2 separate regions of the Homo sapiens genome follow, and region 1 is linked to region 2. Evidence: chromatin loops called from intact Hi-C (ENCODE). Cell type or tissue: ascending aorta. All regions are shown on one strand.

What was found. Hi-C counts contacts between places; a loop is a spot of excess contacts. Peaks named below come from ENCODE experiments on the same cell type or tissue, not always from the same donor. Only the 100,000 strongest peaks of a DNase experiment are listed, where the experiment ranks them.
Region 1: it touches region 2 in a loop (6-fold over the local background); 26 of 110 quality-filtered maps call a loop at or near these places.

Annotation. Positions count from the first base shown.
Region 1 is chr7:2,882,187-2,890,186 of GRCh38, reverse strand. No RefSeq gene overlaps it. Among named protein-coding and RNA genes, the nearest start is that of GNA12, 42 kb to the right of the region's middle. RefSeq lists a silencer at 2,916-2,975. In ascending aorta, a CTCF peak has its summit at 3,024; a DNase peak (open chromatin) is centred at 3,057.
Region 2 is chr7:3,892,936-3,900,935 of GRCh38, reverse strand. All of the region lies in intron 5 of SDK1 (sidekick cell adhesion molecule 1), which reads right to left. Among named protein-coding and RNA genes, the nearest start is that of SDK1-AS1, 540 kb to the right of the region's middle. In ascending aorta, a CTCF peak has its summit at 3,297 (motif pointing right); a DNase peak (open chromatin) is centred at 3,308; H3K27ac peaks cover 955 bases.

The DNA.
Region 1 (8,000 bases), 1.0 Mb after region 2:
ACAAGGCCAGGTGCGGTGGCTCACGCCTGTAATCCCAGCACTTGGGAGGCCGAGGTGGGCAGATTGCTTCAGACCAGGAGGAGTTCAAGACCAGCCCAGCCAACACAGCAAAACCCTATCTCTACTAAAAATTAGCCAGGCGTGGTGGCGGGCGCCTGTAATCCCAGCTACCTGGGAAGCTGAGGCAGGAGAATCATTTGAACCCAGAAGGTGGAGGTTGCAGTGAGCCAAGAGTGCACCACTGCACTCCAGCCTGGGCGACAGAGCAAGACTCTCTTGAAAAAAAAAAAAAAAACTCCATTAAAAAGTGAGCAAAGGAAATGAACAGACACTTCTCCAAAGAAAACGTACAAGCAGCGAAAAAACATGAGAAAACGCTCAACGTCACGAATCGTCAGAAAAATGCAAATCAAAACTGCCATGAGAGAGCATCTCACACTAGTCAGAATGGCCATTACTAAAAAGTCAAAATACAGATGCGGGCAAGGCTGCAGAGAAGAAGGAACGCTTACACACTGCCAGGGGAATGTAAATTAATTCAGCCCCTGTGGAAAACAGTTTGGGGATTTCTCAAGGAACCAAAAATAGATTGGCCAGGTGCGGTGGTTCACGCCTGTAATCCCAGCACTTTGGGAGGCCGAGGCCGGTGGTTCACCTGAGGTCAGGAGTTCGAGATCAGCCTGGTCAACATGGCAAAACCCCGTCTCTACTAAAAATACACACACACAAAATAATAATAATAATAATAGATCTACAATTCAATATAGCAGTCCCACTACTGGGTGTCTACCCAAGGGAAAATAAATCGTTCAATCGAAAAAAACACCTGCAGTGGTATGTTTATTGCAGCACTATTCACAATAGCTAAGACATGGAGTCAAACTAAGCATCCATCAATAGTGGACTGGATAAAGAAAATGTGGTGCATATACACCATGGAATACTATGCAGCCATCAAAACAAATGATATCGTGTCCTTTGCAGCAACATGGATGCAGCTGGAGGTCATTATCCTAAGTGAATTAATGCAAAAACAAAAAAGCAAATACTTCATGTTCTCACTTATACGTGGGAGCTAAACAGTGGGTACACACAGACGTAAAGATGGAAACAATACTGTAATCCCAGCACTTTGGGAGGCTGAGGCGGGAGGATCACAAGGTCAGGAGATTCAAACCATCCTGGCTAACATGGTGAAACCCTGTCTCTACTAAAAATACAAAAAATTAGCCGGGCATGGTGGAGGGCGCCTGTAGTCCCAGCTACTCGGGAGGCTGAGGCAGGAGAATGGCATGAACCCAGAAGGCGGAGGTTGCAGTGAGCCGAGATGGCGCCACTGCACTCCAGCCTGGACGACAGAGCGAGACTCCATCTCAAAAAAAATAAAAAAAAAAAAAAAGATGGAAACAATAGACACTGTGATTCCAAAGGTGGGAGGAAGCGAGTGGGGGAAGGGTTGAAAAACTACCTACAATTGGGTTCACTATTTGGGTGATGGGTTCAGTAGGAGCCCAAACCTCAGCATTACACAATATACCCAAGTCACAAACCTGGACGTGTGTGCCCTGAACCTAAAATTTTTTTTTCAGACGAGTCTTTCTGTCGCCCAGGCTGGAGTGCAATGGTGCAATCTCGGCTCACTGCAGCCTCCACCTTGCAGGTTTAAGCGATTCTTCTGTCTCAGCCTCCCAAGTAGCTGGGATTATAGGTGTGCATCATCACGCCCAGCTAATTTTTTGATTTTTAGTCGAGACGGGGTTTCTCTATTTAGGCCAGGCTGGTCTGGAACTCCTGACCCCAGGTGATCCACCTGCCTCAGCCTCCCAAAGTGCAATGATTACAGGCATGAGCCACTGCACCTGGCCTAAAATAATTGTTAAAAGTTAAAATTAAAAAGCCCATCTTTCCCTGTCCTTGGAGACCCCGACAGCATAAAATTACCAACTACACAGACACGCACATTTGCCATTGGCGGTGAATGAGAATGAGGGAAGCTACACTGCAAACAGGAGCCATCTGAAGGCAGCTGCTGCTGGTCCGGGCTCCCCATGCACAAGGGTTGGGGGTACAGGGTGGGGTCCCTTTGCTGCAGTTGTCCCTCCTGGGGCTGAGCAGCAGAACCCAAGCAGGGGAGGTGGCAGCAGCCCAGCCATGGCTGGGATCCCAGTGGGGCTCCTGGCCCAGCAGAAAGAGACCTTGGCAGGCCCAATTCCCTGCTGCAATTTGGGTCACCGTTGAAGAACAGAACAGCCAGCTAAGACCCAGGGGCATCGCCGTCAGAAATGTGATTTCTCACCCCCCACCCCTAGGCAGCTCCTAATGCTGCACAGAGAAGTTGGAAGAGGGGGTTGGAGGCCGGGCGCAGTGGCTCACACCTGTAATCCCTCGGCCTTGGGAGGCTGAGGTGGGCAAATCACTTGCGGTCAGGAGTTTGAGACCAGCCTAGCCAACATGGTGAAACCCTGTCTCTACTAAAAATACAAAGATCAGCTGGGCCCAGGGCGTGTGCCTATAATTATCTGGGCGTGGTGGTGCGTGCGTGCAGTCCCAGCTACTCGGGAGGCTGAGACACGAGAATCACTTGAACCCAGGAGATGGAGGTTGCAGTGAGCCAAGATGGTGCCACTGCACTCCAGCCTGGGTGACAGAGTGAGACTCTGTCTCAAAAAAAAAAAAAAAAGAAGAATGAGTTGGGACGGAGGTGAACACGACACCCACAAACCTACAGCAGGGACCAGCTCGGGGTCCGAATGTCGGGAAAAATCTCAGTGCGGCTTATTGATCTGGGTGGCAAAGCATCAAATATCTCGGTTAATCTGGCACCGCTCCGTTCATATTCTATTGTTGTTATCAGCCTCCAGGATTTACGGGTGTTGTCGACTTGAATTACCATCAACGGCTATATTTTTCGAGGGATTTTCTTTTCTTTTTCCTTCTTCCTTTTTTTTCCTCTGTGTGAGTGTGTGTCCGTCGGTTTCAGCCAATGAATTTCTGCTGGGAAGACTTCTAGCACCCCCTAGCTGTGGGAAGGACTCCACTGCGCTCTGTGTGTGCACGTGTGTGTTTGGCTCCGTGTGTGTGTGTGTGTGTGTGTGTGTGTGTGTATGTGGAGAGGTGTACACACATGTGTGCACACACATGTCTGTGCACGGTGGGGTGGGGGGGTGTCAGGTCCATGGTGGGGCACACGTGGGTACCGGACCCTCACTGTGGTCCCACGCACATGCACAGAGACCCCACCCCGACTGTCCTCTCCACCCTGGCCCCCCTGGTGGCCTTGTTCCCTGCAGGCTATGACTGCCAGATGTCCCCCAGCTGCACCCCACCCTCTTCACATCCCCCCAGACAGGCCCAAAGCCAGATGGGCAAACCCAGGCCCCTGGCAGACCCTCCCTCTCAGGCCCACTACCCCACTTTTCAGCCAGCGCAACAAGGAGGGGTGACCAGGACCCCCTTCCCCTCACCCAGAGTTCTGCCATCCTTGGTGACATAAGTCTCCCAGGATTAAGCCTTTCCCTGCTCTGCAGAGAAGGTGCCTCCCAGCTCCAGTCACCTCACAGGCCACAGCTTCGTGCCCCAGCCTGCTGGAGCAGGAAGGTATTGATTTCCTTTCTGCAAAAGAACATGGAGTCAAGGGGCAGGCCCCTTGCACATTCTTCCCTCCCGCCCCATGTGACCCGGAGCCCCTGAGACCTGGCACCACCCAGCAGGTCCCCAGGCCCTAAAAGCCATTCCAATAAATCCACGTGTCTTTATCCCTGAGCCAGGGCAGCCTTTGTGGAGAAGAAATGTATCTCCAGGGCACCCCCACCCACGGTCACTGAATTCCCCCGTGAGAGGGACTCCGGAGGGAGGATCCCAGGGTCTGAGCCCAGCTCCACCACTCACAACCATGTGCACGTGAGCAAGTGGCTCAGTCCCCTGGGCCGCAGGGTTTCCAACTATAAAATGGGCACAGATCTATGAAATTGAAAAACAATACTGCATATATTATTTATGGTTATGTACATATGCAATAACAGTATAAATTCCTGCAATGGAAAAATGGATAATCAACTGAGAAGGTGGCTCTTCTTCAGGAGACAGAGAAGGGGAGAGGGCTGGGTTGGAGCAAGTTGGGAGTGGGGCTTCAGTAACATCTATCATGGTCTGTTTCTTCACAAGATACCAAGAAAATACCTGCATATTGGGACCAGATAGGGCTAGAAGGCAGGTACCTGGCAGGTTCATTCTGCTACTCTGCAGTGTTCTGTATGTTTGAATTATTTTAAAAGAAGAAGATACAGCCAGGCACGGTGGCTCACGCCTGTAATCCCAGCACTTTGGGAGGCCAAGGCAGGTGGATCACCTGAGGTCAGGAGTTCCAGACCAGCCTGGGCAACATGGTGAGACCCCATCTCTACTAAAAATACAAAAATTAGGCGTGGTGGTGTGCACCTGTAATTCCAGCCACTCGGGAGGCTGAGGCAGGAGAATCGCTCCAGCCCAGAAGTTGGAGGTTGCAGTGAGCAGAGATTGAACCACTGCACTCCAGCCTGGGTGACAGAGTGAGACTCTGTCTCCAAAAAAAAGATACAAAGGTAAAATAAAGTGAGGATATCAAGCCCCCCTTCAGGACTGCAGGGAAGCTACTTGCAGGGCATTGAGCCCAGTGCCTGGTGCTTAGCCAGACCTTGTTCCATCCCATCCCCTGCCACCTGCTACCAGCACCCTACCTCATGGCACCTGCCCAGCCCTGACCCCCAGCCACAGTCCCCATCAAAACTCAGCTATCCTCCATTCCTTCCCCAAACCTCAGGAGAGCAACTTGATCAATTAATCCTCATAAGCAGGTTTGCTTGCACTTCAGGTTTGCACTTTTTTTTTTTTTTGAGATAGGGTCTCACTGTGTTGCCCAGGCTGCTCATGAACTCCTGGGCTCAAGCGATCCTTCTGCCTTGACCTCCCAAAGTGCTGGGATTACAAACCTTTTACGATAATATTATACAAATATAAAGTATGTATATCTGGCCAGGCACGGTAGCTCATGCCTGTAATCCCAGCACTTTGGGAGGCTGAGGCAGGCGGATCACGAGGTCAGGAAATTGAGACCATCCTGGTGAACACGGTGAAACCCTGCCTCTACTAAAAATACAAAAAAATTAGCCAGGCGTGGTGGCGGGCGCCTGTAGTCCCAGCTACTCGGGAGGCTGAGGCAGGAGAATGGCCTGAACCCCGGGGGGCGGAGCTTGCAGTGAGTGGACATCACGCCACTGCACTCCAGCCTGGGCAACAAAGCGAGACTCCGTCTCAAAAAAAAAAAAAAGTATGTATATCCATATATGCATCTATGTCATATATACATATTTATATCATAAATATTATAATAATATAAGATAGGGCTGGGCGCAGTGGCTCACACCCATAATCCCAGCACTTTGGGAGGCCGAGGTGGGAGGATCGCTTGAGCCCAGGAGTTCCAGACCAGCCTGTGAAACCCCATCTCTACAAAAATACAAAAAGATCAGTGAGGCATGTGGTGCATGCCTGTAGTCTCAGCTACTCAGGAGGCCGATGTGGGAGGATCGCTTGAGCCCAGGAGCAGGAGGCTGCTGTGAGTTATAATTGCACCAGTACACTCCAGCCTGGACCGTGGGGAGAGACCCTGTCTCTGGGGGGTAAAAAAAAAAGAGTATAAAATGTATTGGAGACATATTTATTTTTGTGTTATCGTCTATGTTTGGCAAGCACTGCTGGCTGCCCATAAATTATGGCTATAAAATTTCCTTTTATAATCCGTTTGTTTAAGGCGGGGTCAGGAATGGCACATTGGTGCCAGTTGGAACCCTTTGCATGCAGTCAGGGGTCCAGGTGGGCTGAGCCCGGCCTGTGCCTGCTCACTGGCCACACGCCCTGGTGCTGGGCCGGGCCACCCAGAGGATGGGGCATCTTTTTCTATGCACAAAGGCACCGCCTGCTCACTAAAATTCCTAAGGGTAGAATTTGACACCCAGCCTCCTTTCTGAGGACCCAGGAGCAAACTGCGTCTTCCACATCCTCCTCCTTCCAACTTCCCGACTCCCTTGCTGTGTGACCTCAACCGAGTGCCTGTCCTTTTCTGGGCCTGAGTAGTCTCTCCACCTGAAAATCGAAAGGTAGGAGCTAAAGATGTCTCCTGGGTTCCAAAGGCGCCCCCAGCACAGTCAGTGTGGAAGTCTCTCTTTCCCCCAGTCTCTCTCCTACACACACACACCCTGTGTCTAAACCGATGGCTTCACTTGACAGCTCCACCAGCAGAAAATAATTTCCACCAGCAGCCAATGGATTTATGCCTCACTCATCAGCCGCAGCCTGATCAACCTGTCCTAAGTCACTGAGGGAGGCAGCTGCCTTCCATCCCCCGCCACAGGCCCTGCCACGGTGCACACTGGCAGGGCTGGGAGCAGGACTGGCCCGAAAGCCCTGAGAGCCGTGGCCCCACACGTGGATTCTGGGGCTCATGGGTGCGTGTGGGTGGCACAATGGGGAGAGCACAGGGTAGGGAGGCATCCACAGGTCCTCAGGAGCCAGGACAACTCCCCACTTTACTAACGGGGGACCTGTGGCCTGCAAAGGAGACCAGGCATTCAGGGCCACAGAGGAAGCCACTACAGGGTCCAGATGCATGTCCAGGGGCCCTGCTGGGGCCACCACAGTGAGGAAGGCAGAGAACAAGCCCTAGATGTTGTTCCCAGGCTCCCAGGCAAGTCGGGGGAGGCCTGCAGCCCCCACCTGCCTGCCTCCTGAGCCCGTCTGTTCAGCCGCAAGGGAGGCCCTGGCCCTCCCAGCCCCTGTACCGGCAGGCGCAACCCTTGCACGGGAACCCTGTTCCCAGGATGCCCTCACGCCTGCCAGCCCCTCTGTGAGGCCCCTCCTCACTGGGCCGTAAGGAGACCACTGTTCTGCCGTGGCCACGGGGGTGGCGTCCTGATGGCCATCACCCCCCACCCCCAGCTGGCCGCCAGCACATTGAACCATGAGCTCGGAGCAGGGTCTGGAAAAGCGCCGCTGCAGAACCGCAGCTCCTGCAAACTTCCTGTCCCCCTTCAGATGCTCTGGGCGGAGGTGTGCTCCTCATCTCCAGTTTGCAGATGTAGAAACTGAGGCTCAGAGGCGGGAAGTGGTTTTCCAAGGCCAGGAAATGTGCAGGTGGGATTGGCAGCCAGGCCAGCCTGCCCCCGAGGTATGGCCCCTCCTCGACCACCCAGAGCAGGTGCACACAGACAGGAGGCAAAGGCCACACGGGTGCCCGTGGAGCCTCACCTGGCACTTGGCAAGGCCTCAAAAGCCCCATGCGATATATGGAAATCGGGTGCAGCGGGTTATCATGTGTCATCTGGGAACCTTGGAGAGGTGAAGGAGCTGGGGGCTCCCAACGAACCCCACAAATCATTACGCTCCCCCTCTCCCCAGGCTTCCCCCTGCAACCTGGCAGAGCTCCCAGTTCTCACAAGGAAGAGACGGGGACTCCCCTTCGCTGAGCCCTCTAGGGGCTTGCACCTAAGCAAGGCAGGAATTGCCAAACGGGGGCCGCACCCTGCCCAGAGCCCGCACTGGCAGGACCTCGAAACTTTGGGCTGGAGAAGCTCCCCGGGCGCCCATCTTTTTCTCCTGTAGGACTTGGCTGCAAGCTCCTCTTGCAGAAGGAGCCCCCATCCTGGGGCTGAGCCCACCTCTGCCCGGGCACACCCTTGTCCCCCACCTTGGGTTGGGATATAAATTAAAATTCAATTTCATTAAAGGCAGTGAGCAATCAGTCCCTGGCTGGGGCTAACAATGCCAGGCAGGGGGCCTTCGCTTCCTCTGGGCTGTAATTCACTCAGCCTCCCCCGCTCTTGTTCGCAAACTGCTAGAGCTGCACTTTCCCCCCAAATTTATGGCACTGGCAGCGTCTGGGGCCTGAGTTACAGCTGCAGGTTTGATCGGGGACTGCATTATTCTGCATCTAATCCTCACGCCTTGACAGCAAGGGCCGGTTGTTC
Region 2 (8,000 bases):
ACATTTGAATTTGAATGATATATTAGATAACAGAACTACACATAAATCAATGCGAAATTTTCAAGAGCAATGATTTTATGGTGGTTATGTTGAAGATCGCTGGAGTATTAGGGAGGAATGTCTGCAACAAATCTGCAAATGTGTCAGTCTAAAACGAGTGTGTGACAGAGCATGCAAAGAGGGAAAGAGGGGAGGGAAATGGAGAGGGGGAGAGAGGGGACTCGAAGCGGCCAAATGCTCATGGTGGGTGAATCTAGGTGAAGGGTGTCAGGTATTCAGTTAATTCACCTTACATTTCTGCAGGTTGAAATCTTCCAAAATAAAGGTGGGAGAAAAAGAGAGGGAGGGTAAATAAAGCTATTTCCAGCCTTCCAGTGGGAAATGATTTCTGAAGGAGAAATTCTATAAGGATATGAAGCCAAGAAGGATGGGCAGGACGAGAGAAGCAATGATGAGTTAAACACACTGGAAAGGCTAAATCAGCACCAAACAGGAAAAAATGACGTTGTGTTGTTATTATAACCAACCTGGGGATGAAAAACCAGATAAAACCTAAACAGCGGACCACAAAACATGAACGATGCAAGAGAAATTGAAGCCTGTTCAGGCAGAACATGTTGGTAAATTTTAGACTCTGTTCAATTACGCGTGTTAAATATTTGAGGGGAACCACTTTAAAGGTGAAAATATTTATGTAAATTTTAAAAATATACAAATGCTATTCCAGAGAATTATGGGGATGAAAATATGTAATAAAATATAAAGACACAGATTAGAAGGAGTAGCACCAACTTCAGGTTCATGGTTTCTTCAGCAAAGAGGAAACTGGGAGGAGGGTTAGGTTTTTTTGTAAAACTGCTTTCTCTTTAAAATGTTCGTATTTGTTAAATGTTAGTGTCATACACTGGTATCCGATTACAGCTTTCCACATGGCTGAAATATTTCACAGTTAGAATTTTTAAAAATTCATTCAAATGCTTTAAAATGCATGCGGTCAAGGGAATGTGTGAGGTAAGAACTGTGATTTCCACACAATGCCTGCAGCAGAGCTGTGTGCCAGGTCCGGGAAGCAGGGACAAAGCACTTCTCAGTGTGCCTGGGGTGGCAGGGGCCTGGTAACGCCCCCTATAGAGGAGTGTCAGCCTTCAGGGATGCGTGGAGATATCTGAGGGTGGGCAAGGACATCTGGGGAGAGAGATGCAGCATGGCCCACATGCTGATGGCCGACAGAGGAGGTGCTTCCACGGGGCTGCGTGGCAGGCGTGCCTGTGGAGCTGGTGCAGCTTGGACCTGGCTGAGCAGGCCTGGGAGGGAGGAGGAACCTGTCCACTGCTCAGGAGGTCAAGGCAGTGTGCCACCTCGGGAGGGCCCACTCTGCACCCGGGGACAGCTGAGGACTTTCTGAGCCTTTTCTCATTAGTCTTCCCACCAATGCTGTAGGGCAGCCACACTGCTCCCCCTTCCTAGACAAGGAAGCTGATGCCGAGAGAAAATGAGTGATTATCCTGTAAGTTGCATCTCACGTGGTAGACATAGGATTTAAATGGGCCTTTTGGCTACAAAGTTCTGCTCTCAAACAGACTTTAGCCTGTAGATGATGGGGAGATATGAAAGAACTCCAAGCCAAGGAGGGGCAAGGACAGATGTGTCATGGAAAAAGTGGAAGTGTTAAAGCGCAATATTTCTGTAGGGAGACTGAGGGTGATACATACTCATATATTAAGAAGAGCATGGAGGTTCCTCAACAGCAGATCAGGGAGGGTGAACAACTTTGCTTTCCAAAGACAATTCTCACACATTGTTTCACTTAAAGTCACCAGTAAGACTGACAGGATCACAGGAAATATGATATTTTAGTAAATTTCTCATGACTTAAATGGAAACCAAAAGGAGGCCTAAAATTGAGCTGATACGATAATAAAATGAGGTAGATATGGACTGTTTCACCTTACTATAGAATTGGGAAACCATTAACTTAGAATTTATGATAATTTGTTTACAAATTAGGCTAAAAATACATTTATTTAAAGGTAAAATATTTCCTTAAACTGATTAACAACATAAGATGTTACAGATGAATTTAGCCTAGTAAAGAATGAACTTCTTGGCACTTAAAAATGAAACAATCACCATCTATTTATTAAAACACGTTCCCAACGAGCTCTAATTACTAAGACTTAGTTTGGCAATCAAGGATGACACAAGGGGCGTGACATAATAAAACCAAAATTCTATTAATAAGTTAGTAATTCAAACTTTTTGTTAATTCGGATGACTCATTTTCATCAGTGAGAATTCCTGAGATGCTGCTCTTTTGTTGCAGTTATTTCCTTAAGGACAACAGGATGTAAAACACAAAAGACAAATGATAAAATTGGAAAAATATTTGCAATGTACCGAGTCTAAAACCAATCAGAAAAGGGCAAAGTGCATGAAAAGTGAGTAATTTTCATTGTTCCATTTTAATGATGACTTGTATTTATCATTTTCTGTATATCACTGTAAAGTTTAAAAAAGCTAGTTAGAATCTTTGGGAAAAGAGGTCTGAATGGCATCATGATGTGACATTGTACCGGACAGCAGGCTTGTCCCATGTCTGCGCTTTTTGCTCTAGTGGTTCTGTAACCTAGAAAATCTTTGCACCTGTTGGAAACCCCAACTGTGCCCGACTCTCAGGTTTCAGGTCAACTGTCGGCCCTACAATGAAGACTTTCCAGATTCTCCCTAACCAAAAATAACCTCTGTCACTGAGTAATTAAAGCACCGTATCTGCACTTCTGTTCTTCTATTCAGGCCACTTCAACTCAGGTTACATTCATGGATGTTCACATCTTCTCTCTGCCCCTGGAATATGAGTTGCTTCATGCTAATACCGTAGCACCTCAGTCATGTTGATTGGGGTGTGTGTGCACACGGCGGCTTCCTGGGTCAGTGTACTGTGCACACATGGAAGGAAAGGAGGGCAAGAAATGGAATAAGAGCAGAAAAGGAAAGGAGAAGAAAAGAGTGAGAGAAAAGAAAGAGCAAAGAGAAGAGTAAAAGATGAGAGAAAAGATAAGAAAAGGGAAATTTAAGAAAAGAAAAAAGGAAAGGAATATGGAAAGAAAGGGGATTTGATCAAAGTTCCCAAATTAACTATAACCATTTATTTCATCTTCTTCCCATTATAACACACACACACACACACACAGCTGTAAAAACAAGTTGAACTACATGGTGAGATGACTATCATTGCATTTAAATAATTTTAACAAAGTTGTTGAACATTAAGAAGAACGTGGCAAATGGGAGCACTGTTCATAACAGCCACAAGGGGGAGCAGCCCAAGTGTCCGTCACATGAAAGGAAAGACATAATATGGTCTATACATATAAGGTCATATTATTTTACCTTAAAAAAGAAGGAAATTCCAACACATACTACAATATGGATAGCCTCAAAGACATTATGCTGAGATAAGTCACACACAAAAGGGCAGACACTGTGTGTCTCCACTTATATGAGGCCTCTAGAGTAGTAGAATTCAAGGAGACAGGAAGTACAATGGTGGGTGCCAGGGGCTGGGGAAGGGGAGAATGAGAATCATTGTTTGATGGGGAAAGAGCTTCCAGTTGAGCAAGCTGGAAATGTTCTGGAAATGCATGATGGTGATGAGTGTGCAGAAATGTTAATGTGCATAATACTTCTTACTGAACGGGAGACTTAAAATGGAGAAGATGCTAAATTTTATGTTATGTATTGATATGGTTTGGCTCTGGTCCCCTCCCAAATGTCATCTCAAGTTGTAATCCCCATGTGTTGTGGCAGTGGCCTAGTGGGAGGTGATTGAATTAAGGGGTGAATTTCCCTCTTGCTGCTTTCATGATAGAATTCTCACGAAATCTGGTTGTTTGGTAAGTGTGCAGTTCTTCCCCTCTGCTCTCTCTCTCCTGATGCCATGTAAGACATGCCTTCTTCCCCTTCACCCTTCTGCCATGATTGTAACTTTCCTGAGGCCTCCCCAGCCATGCAGGACTGTGAGTCAATTCTACCTCTTCTCTTTATAAATTACCCAGTCTCAGGTAGTTATTTATAGCAGTGTGAAAACAAACTAATACATGTATATTTTGCTACAATTAAGTTTTTTTAAGTAGGTGAAGAGGACTTTTGCTTTCAGCCATGATACAGTAACAGGAATCAGATTTATTCCCCCACCTTAAACAGCTTGAAAACCAGACAAAATATGTGAAGCAGCGATTTCTGACACTGGACCACCGGCAGCACGGGACAGTGATTCCTGGGTGAAGGAAAACAAAAGAGTGTCCAGCTCGCTGCCTTGAAAGAGTTCCCAATCCAGGCTGAGGGAAGCCAGACAGATCCCAGTGGGCTTGCTGAGTTAACAAGCCAGAGTTTAGAGTCTGCGGAGGCCCAGGAGGCTAAAGCTAGTGGAGAAAAATGCCACAGAAGAGGCAGCTGTGGCAGACAGAGCTTCAGGGTCTTTTGCTGAGTGTTGATCTGTGCATACAGGTAAGGAAACTACCAAGGCCAGGAAATAACAGGAGGAGGCAACATAATCCTGACAGCCCACACAAGGCCAGGAAGAGGGTGTGCTCCTACCAGCGCTCATGCATAGGGCACTGGGTGGAATTTAAACCATCAGGCCAGCACTTCAAGAAGTATTAAGGACATGCCTTCAGGGAGAAGGAAGATGCCAAACCAAAAGCTGAATGTACACAGGGGATAAAGAACAGCAGAAATGGTCAATATGTGAGTAAATATATAAACATTTCGTTTTTCATTTTTTAAAATGTCTTTAAAACTTAGAAAATCAGTAAACAGAAGACTTGAACGGGACTATCAACCAGCTTGACCTAATTGATATTTACAGAACACTCCACCCAACAACAGCAAAATACAAATTCTTTTTAAGTGCACACAGAACATATGCCAAGATATTCTGGGCCATAAAACAAATCTCAATAAATTTAAAAGGATTGAAATCATGCAGAGTATGTTTTCTGGCCACCGCAGAATTAAATCAGAAATCAGTAACAGAAAGTTATCTGGAAAATCGCCAAAGAGTTAGAACTTAACAACACACTTATAAATAATCCATGGGTGAAAGGAGAAAATGCAAAGGGAATTAGAAGATATTTTGTCATGAAAGAAAATGAAGACCCAACATAAAAATGGGGAGATGAGCCTAAAGCAGTGCCTGGGGATACTGATGGCATCAAGCACTTACACTAGAAAAGAAGAAAGGTCTGACTTCAGGGATCTAAGTATCCACTTTACGCAACTTGAAAAGAAGAGGAAGAAGAAGAAGCCTCAGGACAGCGGAGTGGAAAGAGAAAGGGGGCATGGGTCCTTCCGTGAGTTGCTTCTTGTCTTCCTCATCACTGCTTCGTGGTCACGAGATGGCTACACTGTCTCCAGCTTTACATCCATGTTCCAGAAGAAGGGATAGTGGTCAAATGTGGCTAGCCACATTTCCCCCTTTTTATTCTAAACAGAAAACATCCTTGGAAGCCCTACTTAGCAGACGTCCACTACATGTTGATTGGCTAGAGCTTTGATACATGGATGTCTGGCTGGAAGTGACTAGGGAATGGGCCCTGAGGCAGCCAGACTCTAATGTGTTTCTATAAAGATGAAAGCACCAATAAGCTATGAATGGTCATACAAAAGTAAGGGTTTAACATCCTCAGGCTCCAATAAATAAATATAAGAATGATTTATTACAGTGATGATGAGATGACTCTATGGGTACCAAGCCCCTTAATTACTACTTATGATTTCTTTCTTGAACTGCAATGATATCCTCCATGCCTGGTGAATATTTTGTGCTATTCTTCTTACCCTATAATAGAAACTTTTACCATATTGAGTAAAAGCAACAATATTTTTAGAGGAATGAATCAGTAAAATGTACATTAGAGACACGCTGGTAATCAAGAGTTAGGAAATGAGAGTCTTGGCAGGGCTCAGTGGCTCACACCTGTAATCCCAGCACTTCAGGAGGCCAAAGCAGGCAGATCACCTGAGGTCAGGAGTTGGCCGACATGGTGAAACCCCTTCTCTACTAAAAGACACAAAAAATTAGCCAGGCATGGTGGCACGTGCCACCAGCTACTCGGGAGGCTGAAGTACAAATCGCTTAAACTTGGGAGGCAGAGGTTGCAGTGAACCGAGATTGCATCACTGCACTCCAACCGGGGGGACAGAGTGAGACTCCGTCTCAAAAAAAAAAAAAAAAAAGAAAAAATAGTATTACTCTGCTTTAGTTTCAATACACACCTGGTGTATAGTGAAGCACATGTATCTTCTGTGGATCTGATGCCCTGATGTTGTAGCTCTCCAGGAATATGCACTGGGCGAGACCCCGGAGCATCTCTGGGCTGCAAACTGAGGCTCAGGGTTCCTTTCAGTGGCTGGACCCAGCTGGTGAGCTTCTTCCTGAACCTGCAAAGCCTAGAGGCTTTCTAAGAAGGAAAGCCCACTCCCCCACCACCCCCGGAGCCTGGCACCAAGGCCCTGCAGAGGCTGTCAGGAGCTTCCAGTACAGGCATGGATCTCACAGCTTCACTCAAACATTGTAGTCGCCAGACCTCCTGGCTCAGGTTGTTGCAGCCTCCAGTCGAGAAGGCAAAAGGGGAAGCTGTTAAATTTAGCAGGAGCCATGCACATTTTAAAACTGTTCTTAAGTTACAGGGAGAAGTAAATTAAATTTTGTGAAAGCTTTGACTTTTAATACCATCGGTAGTACATTAAAATGTTCTGAAGATTATTTATGATATATATATTTTAAAACTGGTCCAACTGCAACGATGGAAATGCATGAAAAGCTTCAAGCATGAAGTACTTAAAACACTCCTTGCCATATTTAGAATGGGGAATCTCGGGAGACATTGCTTACAAAACTTCCCATGTCTTTAGGTGACTGTATTCTCGTATCTTATACATCTCTGCAGTGCCTGGCCATTGGGAAACCAGCAGGGACATCACAGGCAGTTCAGATGAACTTCTAATTCCAGTGTAAACCTGTAAAATCCTTAATACTGGAAAATCAGTTAGACAATAAATATTCCAAGTGGCAAGTGGGTGGCCCAGGAGCCAGGGTCAGATAAGGTGAGGGTGGGGGCAGGTGACTGGGATCACGAAATCACCATCACCTGGAGAAGGCAGGGTAAGATGTGGAGAAGAGACAGATGTGGGACCCTGGGCAGATCCTGAATGTCTGTGGAGACATCTAGAATGCCATCGTGGCTGGGATAATGAACTCGAATGCCCTCACTGTTTCTTTATCTCTTAACCAGAGCTCCTGAAGGAGATTCTCAAGAGGACAGCTAGACGGGGGAGGATTGCAGAAAGCTTGACATCTACAGAATGCTGGAGAAATGTGAGGTTGCTTACCCTGAAGAAATACGGGATGACCCAGAAGGTATGGAAAGCAGGCTCAGGTACCTGAGGAGCTGCCAACTGAAATAATAACAGCTACTTGAGTTTGCATGCACCGGCTCATTTATCCCCACAACAAAACTATGAAGTTGATATTATCAGTAGCTCATTTACAGATAAGCATAGCAAGCCAACCGCGGGGGCATTAAGGATCCTCCCCCCGGCCATCCTGACCAGGAGCAGACAGTGCGATTCAGACCCAGGTGGGATGACCCCCGTGCCCATATTCCTAATCACTGTTTTGCTGCCCCAGGCAGAGGCAGAACCGGGGCCGGAGTTCACTGGTTAAGGGATCAGATTTTGACTCAACACAACAAAAAATTTCCTAGCAAAAGGCACTGTATAAAATAATTATCCTACCCACAGCCCTGAGAGTTAGATGCTGTGATGTTCACTTCACAGATGAGGAAACAGAGTCAGAGGGTATATGATGGACCCACACCTGGTAAACGGCTGCCTGGGCTTCCCGCTCAAATTGGCCTGATTCCTAAACTCATGCTCCTTCTACTGCAGCTCGGCCTCCTGGGAAGGCAGCCTGTTCCCTGCCATGTGAAGTGCGCTGG